Linked DNA regions of Homo sapiens: region 1 is linked to region 2. The links are chromatin loops, found by intact Hi-C in ENCODE. Cell type or tissue: GM12878. All regions are shown on one strand. Each heading gives the region's core, and the rest is flanking DNA. Links, peaks and the distances in the headings are about the cores only.

Region 1 (9,063 bases), core at 1,664-6,663, 64 kb before region 2:
AGCCAGGATAGTCTCGATCTCCTGACCTCATGATCCGCCCGCCTTGGCCTCCCAAAGTGCTGGGATTACAGGCTTGAGCCACCGCACCCGGCCACCCCAGTTCTTTTCTGGTGGAAATAGTGTTAAAGACTAAGTTCTGGGCATAGGTGTGCTCATTACTATTGAGGTATCTTGGCTCTTGGCTCTTTCAGTGAAGTGAACTTGGGGAAAAATACACACACACACACACATACATATATATATAAATACACACACATATACACCTACATATGCATATATGCATATTTTAGAAATCATGAATTGATTCATTGATATCTCCAATTTTAATTCATTCCCACAGGTTTCTTACTTGCCCAATTCAGTTTTACATGGCTTCTGAATTTGAAATAATAAGGCAAAATGGTAGAGATGTTCAGCTTGCAGTGGGGGAAGATAGAAAATCGAAATTCACATGACAGGGTGAAGCATAGTGATTAAGATTAGGAAGTCATCCACACAGAGTTAGGAGAAAATACATCTAGAGTTTGCCAAATCCAAAGGCAAGACTGTAAGAAAAAGATACTAAAAGAGAAAAGAGCAGAGGATGTCTCTGCATTTTGTGATACATTAAAAAGTTATGGTAGGAGAAGGAGATAAATTAAGAATAGCCTGGGGAAAGAGATGTAGAGAGTGAAGTCAAAGAAGCAGGGGAGCCAGTACTAGGTAGAGTCATGGTGGTCAGGATTAGAAAGAATTCCAGCAGTCCAATACTGCAGAATAGTCAAGGAAAATTGAAGACCGAGACTGGGCCTTTGGATTTGATATTTGGTTACCAAAGGTTTTTAAATCTGGATTTAGGAACTCATTTGAGATTTTTTTTTTGAGAATATAACTTTTAAATAACAAGTCAGCTCACGTTAATTAATGTTTAATGTTTTGGGGACATTTACATTTAGCTTTTCTTAACCTTTTAAATGTGTTCACTAAATATTATTTTATTTCTAACTGCAGGCTAAGCAAGTTATACTGTGTGTATAAAGTGCCCAAGTCTAAGAGGCATTGTAGACAGGCTATTTTTAGGGAAACTCATGTTTTTCTTTAAAAGTTCAGCTAGCATTTGGAATCGATATACAGTATAATATTTAAAAAAAAAAACAACATATTTCCTCATCCCCCAAGAGGTTTCTTAAAATAGCATGTAATCTTACCTACAGTGGGAAAAGCCTCAAATTTTATAAATTGGGTTGGATCTAACCCAGATTACCTGACCAAGAGAGTCCCCAAGAAAAACAAGGTGTGGTAAAGGTTATAGTAATGGTAATTAAGAAAGTTGTGTTGTGCCTGCTGGGCCTCACTAAAAGCAATGACCCAGCCTGTGGCTACTGGCATCATTTTGACTGCTGAGACATGCTTTCTTTTGGAGAGAAGTCCAAACCAAATCTTTGCCCACTTTGAAAGCCAAGATATTCTCATTCCTTTCAGCCACAGAAAGGGCTGGTTTTTCTAACAGGATCATGTCCGTGTGACCTTCTGATGTATCAACTTGTTTTCTATGCAGTATATAAACAATAAAGGGTTTAATTTTAGTTGCTTTTCTTCACAGAGTCATGGAATATTACAAATGTTAGAAGCTAGAGAGGATCTTTGAGGTTATCTGCTTTAAGCCCCTTGCTTTCCACAGGAAAACACCAAGGCTCAGAGAGATAAAATGTGTCCATGCTGGACACAGCTGGAAAATGATAGAGCTTGAACTCAGGTTAACTGACCCTCCATGCAGGTCTGTGGCTGCACCATACATTACAGCATCTCTATTCAACAGTAAAACTCATTGGGGTTATATATTATACCCTAGTGGATATTACATCTGTGGGATGACAAGCTGCATTATGATAGAGTTGCACTGTGCTCAGCAGCAGTTGAGTAGCCAGCACCCACAGGCAACCTCTATGGGCAATCTGAAAGTGAAATCTTTACTGAATTGAATGGAATCTGTGGAGATCTTCGATAGTCTTCCCTTGAGGTGAAATCTTGTTTTGTTGAGTGGTTTAAGATGTTTTCTAGGGTGTAGCACTTTGCAGAAGTGCTTTCCTCTTTCATGATAGGTGACCCAGTTTGGAGATCAGGAAGATTTTGTCATCCTTCACATTGCAAGACTTGAAGACTTGCAACTCAAAATGGTATATTTTTTTCTTTTCTTCCAATAGAGAACAATTCCACTCTAGCACTCAAGTATCTAATACTTTTGGGACATGTTGAAACTGTTTCCATTTCATCTGATTTCACTCAGCAATTATTTATAGAACTCTCTGTGAGGTAGGCACCATGCTAAGTATCCTGAGGCTGACAAAGACATCCTTTCTAAGTTGAGGCAGTGACAGAGGGCACAGCAGCCATTGCTAATTGTCCTTGCTGCAGCCTTGTTGGGTGACACCTCTGGCTTCCAGGGCCTCATATTTTCACAGCTTCACTGATAACTCTCTGAGAGGAATTGTCCCTCCCACTAAGATTCCCTTCTAGAAGATGAGTTTTTCCATGAGCATTTTAAAATTTTCTTTGTTGCCTTGTTCATTTTTTTTTCCAACATTTAAAAGAGCAGAAGTGAGGGCGAAGAGAAAGGAGAATATTTAGATCTGAAAAATGCACCAGTCCACTTTTAATCTACTTTTGGGAAGATGATTGTAAGATATTCTGTACCCACTTAGGGATCTCCTGCCCTTCGGATACACATGCCTTAACTACCATCTTGCTAGAATAGAAGGTCCTGTGTTTAGGCATCAAAGAAAGGAATTGCACTGAGAAATTTTAGTGATAATTCTTTTATTGTAATCGTGATTTTCTTCCTCCTGCTAATCTTTTTAAGTGGTATTAAAGGAAGCTTCTTGCCAGGCAGTAATATTCCTCCATGAGCACACGATCTTTTTCCTTATTTGGCACTGGAATTTCATCAGGCTGTATTAGTCTGAGCGAAACATACTCTAGGAATACCTTTTTTTTTTTTTTTTGAGACAGAGTCTTACTCTGTCACCCAGGCTGGAGTGCAGTGGCGCCATCTCAGCTCACTGCAACCTCCGCCACCCGGGTTCAAGTGATTTTCCTGCCTCAGCCTCCTGAGGAGCTAGGACAACAGGCGTACGCCACCATGCCCAGCTAATTTTTGTATTTTTAGTAGAGACAGGATTTCACCATGTTGGCCAGGCTGGTCTCTAACTCCTGACCTGAGGTAATCACCTGCCTCAGCCTCCCAAAGTGCTAGGATTACAGGTGTGAGCCACCGCACCCAGCCAGGAATATCTTTAGAATAGTTCTATAGTTAGGAACGTTGAGACCAGGTAACAAGGGATTTATTCAATGGGATGACAATTTTTATACACCATGCCTGAAGCAAATAAAGGTGATCAGTATTTATATTGCAGTATTCAAATACTCTGGAGCCAAATAGATAGGACTACCTTAAAAATGTTCTTGTACATGTGGGTTTGATCTTAAAGATATTAGGGATGGTAACATACCATTCTATGTATATACATGACCAGGCCTTAGGTTACTTAAGGGTGATGGAATGACCATTGTGTGTGTCTTGTGTCTTGGTGGCCTTCAGTGAATTCTGCATGAGCTCTAGTAGTAACTGCCACTGCTGTAGTATCATGGAAAAAACACTGAACTTAAAATAGTTTTCTTACCTGTAACAAAATGGACAACAATCTCACAGAGTTTGTGTGAGAATTAAAGGAGAAAATACTTGGGAAGAAGTGCTTTGAAATCTCCATTGCACTCTGCAAAAGCAAGGAAATGCGCTTGTGATCAGTATCATGTTGACGTGGAGTGAGTTACTCCCCAGCTGTTCACGATATGGTCGCCCACAAAGAGCAAGTAGGTCACTTCACCAAACAGAATTCTGTATGTATTACAGAAACTCCCAGGCTGAGTCACCAAGTAAAATGAAGGGCAGTGTGCTCTATTTAAAATGTTCATTTCATTTTCGCATTCCATTCTTTACTAACAGAATGGTTTCACTTCATTTCCAGTCACTTTCATTTTCAGGTTGTCAAGCTTCACTTAGTGTCAGTTGTGTTCCCACACTCAAACATGTGCCTTGTCTTCCTTGATCTTCTCTCTGAGGATGTTTCTCTGACTAATGTGCTGTGGTCAGAACAAGAGCATTGCCACATGGTGCATTTCCTAGGTAGGCATGTCTAAAATCATTAAGTGGCCTAGCTCAGAACATTCTTTGTGACCCTTTCCCCTCCCCACCCAGTGCCTAGTGACTGATTTATCTGAATATAAGGCTACTTCCACTTTTAGTTCAAGGGCCTTGCTCCCTGCCTGCAAGAATCTCTCTAATCACATTGCCCTCCCTCCACCCGCTTTCCCCATTGAAACCAATGTTTGGAGAAGATAGAAGAATGAAAAGAACATCTCAGGTCCTGTTTTTGTACCACCTTCACTATTGTAGCACCTCTTTTGTGTTGCCAACTGAATATGGTATACATGGCTTTAAGGGGGAAAAAAGAAAAATAAAACATAAGAAAGTAGGAGAGCTCCTAGCTTTCTTAAATGAATTAAAGGCCTTAGGCCAGAGTGAATTATATTATAGATTGTAGACTAGATATGGTGGGGAAGGTTACTCAACAACTTGGTTGGGAAATAAATTAATATATAAAACCATCAGATATCAGAGCATAGTTGTGGAAAGTCACCTAAGGAAAGTCATTGTCTCTAGGCCAAAGACTGGCCTAGACGTAAGTAATGCACCAGTGTGTCAGAAAGGGGGTTGGTCGACATCAGAAGCACCCAGAGGCAAACACTGGTTGTGCCCTGTACCCACAGTAACTGTCCATAGAAATGTGAATGTTGGTAGTCTTCAAAGTTTCAGTGTCACTGGCAAGTCCTTCTTTGTTGGAAATTCAATTTAACATTCAAGTTCTATAGCAAATGCCTCCTATTATGATGTCTTGTGTTTACAGTTTGCCTCTGTAAGTAGAACCCTCTAAAGGGAAAAATGCTCTGGTCAGATTGTTATGGTCTGTATGACAGATACATAACTGTTGTAAATCAACACATTGGCATTCTCGTTTGCTCCACCAGTTTGTTGTGAACTTCGTCAGGGGAAGGCATCATGCCTAAGTCTATTCAACTCTGGGATACTGACAAGGTCAAATTTCTGTGCCTGCAAGGCTGGGACTGGACCCAAGCTGTACAGTTCATACAATGAAATAGTGCCATTTAGTAAAAAAGGGAGATAATATGGCACTTGGTTGGAAGTTTGGCTCTAGAATCTGATTGAACTGGGTTTGAATACTAGGTCAGCCACTTACATGCTGTATGACCTAAGACCCCGCTCTAAAAAGGATATTATCTTTACACTGACCTCAGAGGGCTGTTTTGAGAATTAAATTAGACAATCCATGTAAAATACTTGACTCAGAGCCTTACATAGAGCTGTTAGCAGCAGCAACAACAGCAGCACCAGCAGCAAGGTAAATACCACCATGTGTGTCCTTTGGGTGGTCAGCAGTTTGCTGAACAATTTGGACTGGTTTAGAACCCTCCTAACTCACTACTGGGGACTTTCCATTGGAACCACAGCACTGGGTAGTGACAGAATTTGCCAGTGTAATCACATCATTTATGAGAAATGATAGCAATAGGGTTTGGTGTCATAGTAATGGAAAATGGCACTGGACACTATCCTAATTTTGAAGAAATGGAGTGAAGAAGAAGACATGTTCCAGAATGCACAGGACATTGATCTTCAGCAAATTTTTAGAGTGGATTACTGAATGATTACGTGTGAGAAAAATGTGATTATTAGGAGTCAATATGAGCTCATTGAAAACAAAACATTCCTATTTCTAACATCCTTAAAGTCTTTCACAGTTCATCTTATTGGTTATGGAAATGTCAAGGGATAGATTTTTATTTCTGGGAGGAGTTTGGCTAAGATTTTTATGATACTCTTGTTGTCTTGTTGAGGTTAAGTAGATTCATAGCTGGTTGAACAAATGTCCACTGGCAGTTTTGACCTGATGGATGGACTAATGTCCATCTGGAGAGGGGTCCTCAGGGTAAGCCTCAGGAACCTGTCTAGTGATGCTGTTCTATCCAATTTTCTCATTAAAAATTTCTGACGAAAGCACAAATAATGTGCTTTTGCAACAAGTGAGATAGGATTTTTTAAAGATCTGTGTAGGTTGATGGGCGGATTTGCTAATAACAACCATATGTAGCATTTATTGAGTACTTACTGTGTGCCAGGCAAAATGCTAAATGTGTTGTATGACTTCTCTCATTTAATCCTCACAGTGACCCTCTGAGGTGTATACTAGTAATATTCCATTCTATAGATAGATGTAGAGGCACAGATATGCTAAGTCATTTACCCAAGTCCCACAGCCAATAAGAGGCACAGATGGCAGAGGACCATTTGTCTATCACCAAAGCCCATGCTCATAACTGTATTATGCTACTAGAACCAGTGAGTCAGAATTTTACACAGATTAATGTAAAGTCCTAAGCTAAGGTTAACAAAATAGTATGTTAAGTCTTGAAGGAGGAAGCTTAGGTTGATAGCAAGTAATAAGGAAAAGATTTAGGGACATTAGTTGGTGGGAAACTCAATGTGATTCAATACTAACGTATACCTACTTTTAAAAAAGAACAACTAATAGGAGGGTGCATTATTAGAATATAGCATCATGGATCATGGTGGCAGTAGTTCTTCTCTAAGAGTCCATGTCCAGAGTACTAGGTCAGGTCTGTCATTAAGGGGGTCCTTGACCATTATAATCAGGAGAATAAGAGGTCTGGATTTACATCCTAAGAGGAAAAACGGTGAACTAATGTCAGGCTGGAAAAGAGAAAAACCAAAGAGGAATATGAAGACAACCTTCAAATATTAACATAGTTACATGATGAGAAAGAGTAGATGCCATTGGTGTCTAAGAGAGTAAAAAAATCACTTCTCATTCCCTGTTGAGAAATGGACTCTGGCATCAGGTTGATGGAGAACAAAATGTCAGCTTTATTCCAGTAAAACCATATTAGAGAATGTGGCCTGATCTGTGGCTACAATCAGGCCTTTTATACCCTTCCCTAGTTAAACACACTCTCAGAGTCAGGTAAGGCCCTGGACAACTGTTGTTTGCAGGAGGAGGGCAGTTCCTGTGTGAAGGAGAAGGAGAAAGTGTGCATCCTGAAGCCAGGGGTGCACCTGACTTCTCGACTGTGAATGAGAGAGGAGGAAACCTAGTTCATATCTGCACAAAAATTCTTTTTGGTATCCTTGAAGTGGGCTGAAACAAAAAAGATCAAAATGTTACTCTAGCAGGAGGCCACTCATGGAAACCTTAGGCAGGGGAATTGTGTTACCCCTGGTACTTACCAACTTTAACTTCAGTGGGGCAACCAAGCCAATGGAGCACTCTTATCTCTGAAATGTTTGGCCTCTGTACAGAATGATGTGAAAAAGAATCTTCTAGCATGGGGAGGTGGAGGGGAGGGATGTCTAGATTACTTCTACGGCCCCCACTCCCTAAGATTCTTTTGAAATCAGTTAAGACACGCATAAATAAAAAAACTCCAAGTAAAGCATGTCAGTATTTTAAAGGCTTATTTGTTTGAGCAATGAGAGATGATCAGTGTTCTAAGTGCTATGGTTCATCATGTTCTGGAGGTGGCTTTGTTCCAACTGTTTGTTCACGAGTGTTTTGAGTTAAAGGGAATTACAGTCTACAAATTTATGCACATGGCACTTCACAGAATAGAAGAGGCCAACTTCTGGCCTCTTATACCCACATGCAACAAATACAGCTCGTGTCCTTCCCCCAGGACTCAATTTGTAAGCCTCTTTATTGCATTGTGCTGTAGTAAAAAATTCTCAGTTTTGTGGGCAACCTGTGAAACCAGCCTTCTTTTATTTCAACTTTGTTGTTTTGCCTTTATACTGTGAATTAAATGAATCCTTGGGGGTTCTAATTATATTATGGAAAAAAGAACTTGATATTCTGAGAAGCTGAAGAACAATTTGTTTTCCTCAGCTAGGTATTTAGGACTTTTAGGATTTAGTTACCATTTTCAAAAAACTTGAAGAAGATTAATTATCTCCATTGCCTCAAATGACAAAGATAGTATGTTCAATTCTCTCCTGAGTTATCATCATAATAACCCTATATTCTTAATATGGCCTTTTATATTTTACAAAGTTTCTCAATAGGGAATGAGAAGAAAGTGATTTTTTAATCTCTTAGACACCAATGGCGTCTACTCTCCCTTATCATATAACTATCTTAATATTTGAAGGTTGTTTTCATCTTCCTCTTCAGTTTTTCTCTTTTCTCTTTTACCACAATAATCATCACAAATAATCCTGTTTGGAAGGTGGAGAAGAGGAAGCAAGACAGATATTATTGTACCCATTTCAGAAATAAGGAGAATGGAACTCAGAGAGTGGTGGTGGGAACAATTAACAAATGTTTTCTGAGCACCAATCTGTTCCAACTACCTGCAGTAGTGCATTTAATCCTTATAATAGTTCCGGGAGTTAGGTGCTATTATCCCCATTTTGAGATGAGGAAACTGTGGCTCAAAGTGTTAGTTGCCCAAGGTCATGCAGTATTAAGTAGAAGAACCAAAATTAGACCCAGGCTTTCTGGTTCTGAAATCCATACTCTTAAGCACTAGGTTGTTACCACTGGAGAGGTTATGAACGTGCCCAAAGGCACTGGCTGCCTAGTAGCTGAGGCAGGGCCAGAACCTGTCTTTAGACTGCTTAGCACATCTTCTAGATCCTGTAGCTGCTTCACTGGTTTTCATTAACTTTGGGGTTTTTCAATACAAAAAGAGGAAACAAATGAAAGCTGAGCCGAATTTTGCTTTTGTAACATAGAGGAACTTACTCAGTACCAAGGATAATCTGAGGCTCTTATGGGATTTTTTTAAGTGCCCAGTGTTGTTTCATATTCTGTTTATTCTTCACCACCACCACCAGTAAATGCAGGTGGTTCTTGTCTCATAGTGATTCACATGTGGGTTTATGCCAGGTACACCTATTTTACTACTTTTGGCATTTATAAGGGCAATATGTTT
Region 2 (9,063 bases), core at 2,230-7,229:
GTGTCTAGCCTTAATTTTTCCTTATTAGAGAGTCTGGAATAGAGGGATACATTTTCAGGATCTTTCCTAATAGAGGAGTTCTTTTTTTATTTGGATGAAGAGATTATTTCTGTAATTTCCCACAGTCTTAGGCTGAACTCTCCAAGTAATGAACTTTTACTCAGAATAGTCTAGGCTTTGTGTACTCATGGAAAGTGTAATATAGCTTGCCTTGTTGGTTTTTCTGGAGATAGCACATTTGGGTCACAGGGGTTCAGCCAGTCTTCGGCTGTTATGCAGTGTAATTTTATGGGAATAGTTTTATAATGTTAACATCTGTAGACTGAGAGCTTGATGAAGACATCACCCAGATTGCCTGGGAAACGCCACTGACTTTGGGAGCTAATTCTTGATAGGTAAAATATTTAGCTCTCTCTCTGTCTCTTTTTTTTCTTTGCCTAGATACAGCTACCAACCTTACCATTTCCATCTTTTATGGCAGATGAGCTATGTGTGTATTTTTTTTTATCTCCTTGCAGTATGCATTTTTGCAAGTTAGGGGATAAAGCCCAGGCCCTTGGCTTTTTAACTTTTCTGCTTCCTTGATATTTGTACATGAGATAAGATGTTAAAGGATTTCTCTTTACAGATTTCTGTTGAAGAGTTATAGAATTGACTGAATATTCATATGTGTACTGTCCTCTGCTTCATTAACTCTATGTTCATATTTCTTTTTCCCATGAAGCCTCTGTCGCCCATTTTGTTTAAAATTGCAACCTATTCCCACACCTTAAGCTAAATCTCCCTTACCCTAGTTTGTTTCCCATAGTAATGATCACTTTCTAACATACTGTATCATTTGTCATTTATTACGTTTATTGTCTGCCTCCCACCACTAGAATGTAAACTACAGGGAAGGATTTCTATCTGTTTTATTCACATTGTATCCCAAGTGCCTACAGCAGTGCTTGGTGCATAGTAAGGCTTTGATAAATATTTATTAAATGAATGCACTGACATCCTAGTGAAAAGACAGATACTGTAGTGTAGTGATGAAAAGCTTGGGCTTTGGAGTAAAACAAGCCTGGGTTTGAATCCCAGCTTTGCTGCTTACCAGCTGTGTGTCTTTAGAAAGTGATTTAACCTCTCTGAGACTCATTTTTCTCATCTATAAAATGAATATTATAGCACCTTGAAAGTGTGTTGTGAAGATAAAAAAAAAAGATAAATAGGCAATACAGCATGGTAGGTAAGAAACAAGGCTTTATCGTCCAATGGATATGGGTTCTGGGCTTTAGCTTCCAGTTATGGCTCTCCCATTACCTTATACAATTTTTAGAAGCCCTCTAAGCTCATTTTCTTTACCTGTCAAATGGGTATAAAATACTATGGCCTGCCTCACAGGAGAGTGGCCAGGATTAAAGGAGGTAATCTCTGCGTAGTGCTTAGCAGACTGATCAACTCGTAACAAGGGACTAATTAATTGAAGATGACGATGATGATAATGTTTGAAAGGTGCTTAGCTTTATTGCTCACACATCATAGTAATTGCTCAATAAATGGTGGCCTTGACAATAAATGAAGGACAACTTTATTAGAACTCTGGGAGCCTCCCAAATTTGCCATTTTCTTTTTGTTCTCCTTTCTCCAGGGGGAAGTAAGGCAAATGCATGAAGTTATCTTTGTGAGATACTTGTTTCAACTCGAAAATGAAACAGCAAGCAATTTTTGTGTGCCACACTTTTTGCCCTGTCACCAACAGTTCTGTTATGATTTCAGAACTTAATTTCTAATTTTTGGATGCAGTTGCACAGAGGCATTTCTTCACCACGTGATCACTGTGGGGGCTTAATATAACTCAGGCATTTGCTCAGCTGGTTTGGAGCTAATGGAATTGGCTGTAGTGGCTGTACTTAGGGGAGATTATAATGTCTCAAGGGTTTCATTGGCTTCCACTTCCTTCTGCAGACTTATAGTAAAAGACAAGAGATGCCTCTTCCTGGCTCTATTTCTCATTTGCTGTGTGACTCTCAGCAAGACACTTCGCTGCCGCTGAGAACCACACCCACTAAGTGGACGACCCAGTTATGAATCCTTGCTCCATTCTGCTGTATGACCCTGACCAAATTATTCAATGTTGCCATATCTTATTTTCCATCTTTGTAAATAAATAAATGTATATGACAAATAGAATGATCCTATACCTTAGGGCTTTGTGAAGATTAAATGAGATACTACATGTAAAGAGCACTTTGGAAGTACTCAATAATACTTATTATTATGTTTTCTGTATAAAAAATTGAAATGTTCTATTACCATGGTATTTTGTTTATAAACACTTTATATATATATATATATATATATATATATATTTTTTTTTTTTTTTTTTTTTTTTTTTTTTTTTTTTTTGAGATGGAGTCTCTCTCTGTCACCCAGGCTATAGTGCAGTGGCGTGATCTCGGCTCACTGCAGGCTCTGCCCCCGGGTTCACACCATTCTCCTGCCTCAGCCTCCCCAGTAGCTGGGACTACAGGTGCCCACCACCTTGCCTGGCTAATTTTTTGTATTTTTAGTAGAGATGGGGTTTCACCGTGTTAGCCAGGATGGTCTCGATCTCTTGACCTGGTGATCCGCCTGCCTCGGCCTCCCAAAGTGCTGGGATTACAGGCGTGAGCCACTGCGCCTGGCCCAACACTTTCTATATTTTAAAAGTTCTAGAACTTCGGCTTCTGCCCATGATGTCCTGTGGGGTCCTGAAAGCAACTGTTGAAGAATATCTTTGCTTGAAAAGAGCCACGAGTGACCACTGTGTCTTCCTACAAGTGGTCAGACACAATTGTCTCTTGATTATTTAGTGTAATGTAGGGGAATAACTGAGATTAACTGGTGGTTATGATTTTGCTTAAGGCAGTGTGATGAGGACACTAAGGTTAGGGCAGCTCCTGAGCAGGAGGAGGCTGCTATCCAGAGTCAGGAAGTCTCCCAAGGTGTTTTTTGCCTGGTGATCAGCTTTTGGCCAAAAGCCTATTACTCTCAGGTGAACCTGGCCCTGTTCTTGGTCCCAAAGCTCCCGGACCAGGCTGAGCTATAAAAATAGAATGCCAAATTATTGATCCTACAGTGTAAAATTAAGCTGTTCTATCCACTGGATAGGCTTGCCTAAGTTCCCCTTTAAGGCAAATTAAGTGACAAATCAAATTATTGGACAGTTGCTTGGTAAGTACAGAATTGATGTGAGGGGAGTTAAGTGATTCAAATGCTTATATTATCAGGCCCCGTTAGCCTGCTGTTCCACCTCTACAGTGCAGATCTATCTGTCAGGTGACCACTTGAGTGGGCACACAGGGCTTCCTGGCAACCCTGATTAGGTTCGGAACAAGCACTTCCATCATTTTTCTTTTTTTTCTTAGAGATGTGCTCTCACTCTGTCATACAGAGCTGGAGTATAGTGGTGCAATTATAGCTCACTGCAGCCTCGAACTCCTGGGCTCAAGCGATCCTCTCCCATCAGCATCCTGAGTAGTTGGGATTACAGGTGTGAGCCTCCATGCCAGGCTATACTTTATATAAAATTTTTTAGCTGACAGACTTCCTCCCCATATCCTGTTCTACATATTATTTTTTATTTAAATTCTATTTTTCATCAGAGTAAAACATGTATAATGTTTTACAAATCTAGTAATAGTATAGATTTGTACTGAAAACCAGTTTCTTGCCCCAATTTCCCCACTCTCCTTTGCTTCTTATGCTTCGGGAGCAGCCACTTTCAAATCTCTTGTTGATTCTACTAGTGACCCCCACATTTCTAACTGATATGCTTGAATTGCTGTTTCTTAATTTTTCTATTTTAGACATTATCTCATGTTTTCTATGGACGATGACCATAGGGTACTTACACCATTCTCTCCTTCCATTTCACTCTTCCCCTTCTTTTTTCCGGTATGATTATATCATAATATTCAGTTAATATTTACATTACTGTGACAATGTAAGCATTCATGGCAGAGCTACAAAATGTACCATGATTACATTTACTTTCTTCCTTCCTTTCTTGTTTGCATTTTAAAATTTATCTCTGGAACACACATTTCTCTACCCACATCTCCTATCTTTAAATCGATAAGGGCATATGAAACCATAATGCCTTGCCTTTACTACACCTAACAAAATTAACAATTCATTAATATCATCCAATACCCAGCCCAAAATCAGATTTCCCTGATTGTCTCAAAGATATCCTTTTACAGTTGATTAGTTTAAATAAGGACCTAAATAAGGTCCATAAATTGCATTTGGTTGTTATATCCTTTTACTTTCTTTTATTCTGGAGTACTTCCCAGAATAAAATAATAAATGTCACAAATAATGTCACAAATAATTAATAATTATGTCAGAAATAATTACTTCCTTACTCTCCTTTTATTTGTGACATTAATTATTTGGAGAAATTGGATATCAAATGCCCTATATTCTAGATTTGGCTGATGGCTTCTTCACCACGTCCTTTTAACTTGTTCTGCTAGATCTTATATTTCCCATAAACTGGTGGTTGCTGCTAAGGTTTGATTAGATTAGGGTTTAGAGGGTTTTGTTTTGTTTTTTCTTTTTAGGCAAAAACACTCTATAGGTGGTGCTAGTACTTCCTATTTTATCATGTCACAAGGCAATAATGTCTGACTATATCACCTTTAATGGTGATTAAGTTGATCAGTGGTTCGGGATAGTGGCAGCCTGATCTTCTTCCCATGACCAAGATTTCTGTCAACTTTTCACCTACTGGTTTTAGCACCCATTGATGATCATTGCCTAGATCCATTGTTTAATGAGACATATATTCTGTCCTTTCATTCTGCAGTTCTGTCCTGTGCCAGTGAGTGCTGATTATTATGCAGTTTAACTCCAGAAGGCCATCTTATTTTCCTCATTTCCAAGTCTGTGTTAGAGTCAGGGAGTTTCTCTGTGACCCTCATGTGCTACCTGAGAACTGACTAAATTTATATGAAAGTAACATTCTTATAGTTGTATTGATTAAAATTTTTATTTGAACCTCTAGTTGAGCTTTGCTGTTGGCTTTGAAAACATAATGGAAAAGTGGAAAGCATTCTTGTCAGTCATGTTGAAAAGTAACTGGCAGAAAAAGTGGACTTAAAAAAAAAAAGTAGTGGAACAAATAAGGGGACTCTGCTTTGGTTTATAATGCCTCCTTTCTCTAGGGTAGGAAAATTTTGAAGTCCAGTGGGGTCTCTCCTGCCTGCGAGGGAATTGGCGAGAAGCTATCAGGATACGCATGGATGACACACAGTCACACAGTCATTTGAGGACTTTTTGGTTGCTGTTTTGTTTTAGTTTTTACCCCCTTAGAGAAGTCTTTCATAAAAATTTTTCCTAAACCCTGTTGCATGCAAATTAGGGCTTTTCCTTTCCTCTGTAATGGGGCCTGATATTCTTTGATGTGTTGTAGCAGAATTTAGCTTCTAAATACAGTTTGAAACTAGCTCTCCACACACACACACACACACACACACACACACACACACACACACACACCCTTGAATTCTCAGCTGACATGTTATTTCTATTTTTTTGTCCTTACTGCAAGAACCTGTCCTGTAGGAACCAAGTTCAGTGGTAGGAGGAGATTATGTAGACATCTTGCTTCTACTTCCTGTAAAGTTGGATCATGCAGACATGAGATGCAGGTGAACAGGAGAAGGAAGTCCTCTCCAGTGTCTCCCAGCTGGGAGCCTGTTTTCATGCTTTTCAAAGAGCTCCTTTTTTGAGACAGATGAATCCCTGGTATAAATACCTGTGCTGTTATTATAGAAAGAGACAGATTGGTCACCTTGTTAATGACTTCCAGTATTCCAGAGTTCCTCCTCTGAAATACTCTGCAGATCCAAATTATCATAATATAGGGGCCTCTTCTGCCATTTAGAATGACCTTCCACATAACTCTCAATGTCCAAATTGGGCCCTTCCTTCAAGGCCCAGATCAAATGACTCCTCCCCTGAGTCTCCCATTGAGAAGTCATACCTTCCCATCTCCTAGCTTCCCATCCATCCTCTTTTCATGGATTACTTGCTACATTTCATTTTAGCTCATTTGCGTACTCATTTTACTTTTTTTTTAAACAGAAAAATATCAGTCTTATCTTTGTTTTAACCACGATTTGTATTTAATAAGTATTTTCATAACATTTTTAATTTTAATAATTAATTACTTGAGTAATTTTGTTTTCTGAGATATTCAGCTTTTATTTCAACTATGCTTCCAGTATCTACAGGGGAGTCTGTCAGTCACATGTTGAGCCAGGTTTTCTATTTCAGAAGAGGAAGGAAAAGAATGTGTAGGGGAATTAGTATGGAACTGGAGTGAGAAGAACTAGATTCAAAACCCGTCCCCACCACTTCAGAGCAACTGCTTTAGTGCAATTGGTATGTCAGCAGGGGCCTTCCCTCAAAAATACACAGCTCTGTAGCAAAAGTCATCTGTAAGACATATTTAAGACTTAGTTCATCAGAAAGAGGGTAGGGAAGAAAGGACTGTGTAGATTTATGAGCAGTGGTGGATGGCACAGGGATGGGGTCTTGGGCCCTCAAAGCCCTCCGAGGTAGTACTGGCTACTGGGAAAAGGATGTCGGGGAGCAGGTCCCACTTTTAGCTGCACTTGAAAAGATGAGTGTACAAAGCTTATGGAGTACTCAGGACGGAGAGAACATGGTGAGTGTTAGGGAAGGAAGCCTTAAATATAAACTTTACTCTTTAACCTCCTTGCAATCTCACTCTGAACCTCCTTAGTCCCAGGTATGGGTTTCTCTCACTTCTTACTTCCATAGTCCTCTCTTGGAAGCTCTTTGGCTGAATTAATGAAGGGGACCACTACTCATAAACCATAACCAGCACTTACGAGGAGCCTCACATTAGTAATGGACGACAACCCTCAGAGACAGCCATAGGTCCTAATGCTATTATTAATAGTCAAACCTGTGTAGAGAAAAAGGAGAAGCCAAGATCCAGTTCCACGGGACATAACAATTCACAAGCAGCTCATCCTTATTTCAGAAAGCCAGTAAGACCTAGCTTTCTCATGGAGGTTATTCTTTCACCGTCAGTCTGCCTCTTTTTCTGGGAGGTGCCCTCCCCTTCAGGATCAAGGAATGTAAAGACCATGAGATATGGAGTCAGACTTGGGTTTAGGCCCATTTATATGCTGTAAACTTTAGGCAAGTCACTTTTTCTCTCTGATACGGAAAGAGATATAATATATACCTTATTGATGTTGATAAAGATGTTCAGATGAAATTTTATATTCATATAAATGTGTATATTATATATATGGCCCGTTCATTATTTTAAAGCAATGTAAATAATTCTTATCTATTACCATAGTATTTCAAAGGCTACATCTTGCCACAGGTGAGAATCAGAGGTATGTTCTGGGGGTTTTTTTTGTTTGTTTTTGAGACAGAGTCTCGCTTTGTCATCCAGGCTGGAGTGTAGTGGCATAATCTTGGCTCACTGCAACCTCCGTCTCCCAGGTTCAAGCAATTCTCTCATGTGCCTCAGCCTACCAAATAGCTGGGACTATAGGCGCGTGCCACCATGCCTGGCTAATTTTTGTATTTTTGGTAGAGACAGGGTTTTGCCATGTTGGCCAGGCTGGTCTTGAACTCCTGGACTAAAATGATCTGCCCGTCTTGGCCTCCCAAAATGTTGGGATTACAGGCGTGAGCCACTGCGACCAGCCAGAGGCGTGCTGTGTTCTATTGGCTCTTTTGCCTACCAGTGCCAGAAATTTCCTACACTTCTTGGCATCTTGCTTTTCTCTCCTATGAAATAGGCAATACTAGTTGCCCTAGAGAAGAAATTTATCTAGAGAAAAAAATGTACAAGGTAGACACAGCTGGTGAGTTACCCTTATACTATTTCCAGTACTACCAATTTCATTTCTTCCAGAAGGATTTAGAATGCCACATAGTAGTTTTCCTGGTGCCATGCTTGAAATGGTGAATCTATTTGAAAGAAGGGATTTTGTAGTCACATTGATGTTGCTGCTTGCTGCAAGCCAGGCAAGTCACTTAATATCTTTATCCTTAAAAGAGGAATAATGTCACCTACCTCATGGTGTTACGATGAGGATGAAAGGAGGTCTGTAACTAAGGCACTGAACATGGTGTTTGATACTCACTGGGTACCCAGTAAATGTTAGTTTTCTTTGTCTAGACTATGTAGTGCTCTTCAGTTTTCACCCTGATCAAATTGCATTTGTTAAAAATTCCAAGTAAGACATGGCACTGGGTACTTTAAATAAAGGGGTGCTAAGGGAAGGTCAGCATGCGGTAGAGGGCTGAAAGAGCCAGTTACATTTGTTTGTTTGTTTGTTTTGTTTTGTAATAAACAACAGTGGCTTCTCATCTCCTTTCCCTGGTCCTGAGCCTGCTGAGTCACTGTTCCAGCCCTTGGGCCACATGATCTCAGGCTGTGTCTATGGAATACAGCAAAACCCACAAGAAACCAGCACTAATAGATGGCAGGTCATTTTGAGGGATTTTTCTTTGCGTTCCTGTGCTTGCTCTCCTGGTGAGATAGGAAACCTTTAATAAGACTTTTCCTAAATGATGTTGCATGTGAAATGCAGATTTTTTTTTTTCTGTTCTCCTAACAAATGACCATTTCATGAGGTTTCTTTTCATTTTTTCTTCTTTCCTGCTTCTCAGTACATTCCACAAAGAGCTTATTCCTCTGCTGGTTACTGATTGATGGTTCTACTCTGTATGCCCTTTAATTTTGCAATAAACCAACAAGGAGTTGAGACCACAAACTTAAAGAGAATTGACTTATTTGACTGGATTCACTGGAGCCAACAGGCAGATTTAGTCATTTCAGTGTGGTGCTAGGGAGGGCAGGAGGAGTCCATGAGAAGGAACACCGTGTTGTCAATAACCAGACAGAAAAAAGCTTGCTTGTCCTCTCATTCCAAAGCATGTGGGCATCTGTTCTCGGCAGTGATGCCTTTCCAGGCCTTGATGAAGGCAGGACGGCTTCCATGAGATTTGCTCAGAACTCCAGGATTCTGAATTCAG

Evidence for each region. Hi-C counts contacts between places; a loop is a spot of excess contacts. Peaks named below come from ENCODE experiments on the same cell type or tissue, not always from the same donor. Only the 100,000 strongest peaks of a DNase experiment are listed, where the experiment ranks them.
Region 1: a loop joins it to region 2, with 6 times the contacts of the local background. A loop is called at or near these places in 3 of 110 quality-filtered maps.

The regions. Positions count from the first base shown.
Region 1 is chr14:68,206,997-68,216,059 of GRCh38, forward strand. All of the region lies in intron 7 of RAD51B (RAD51 paralog B), which reads left to right. Among named protein-coding and RNA genes, the nearest start is that of RAD51B, 390 kb to the left of the region's middle. RefSeq lists enhancers at 3,563-3,762, 3,933-4,212. In GM12878, for the core only: no CTCF peak of the experiment used is centred there; a DNase peak (open chromatin) is centred at 4,055; H3K4me3 peaks cover 612 bases; H3K27ac peaks cover 2,772 bases.
Region 2 is chr14:68,270,316-68,279,378 of GRCh38, forward strand. The region is part of intron 7 of RAD51B (RAD51 paralog B); the gene reads left to right. Among named protein-coding and RNA genes, the nearest start is that of RAD51B-AS1, 410 kb to the right of the region's middle. RefSeq lists an enhancer at 5,277-5,326 and a silencer at 8,657-8,951. In GM12878, for the core only: a CTCF peak has its summit at 4,620; a DNase peak (open chromatin) is centred at 5,356; H3K27ac peaks cover 4,405 bases.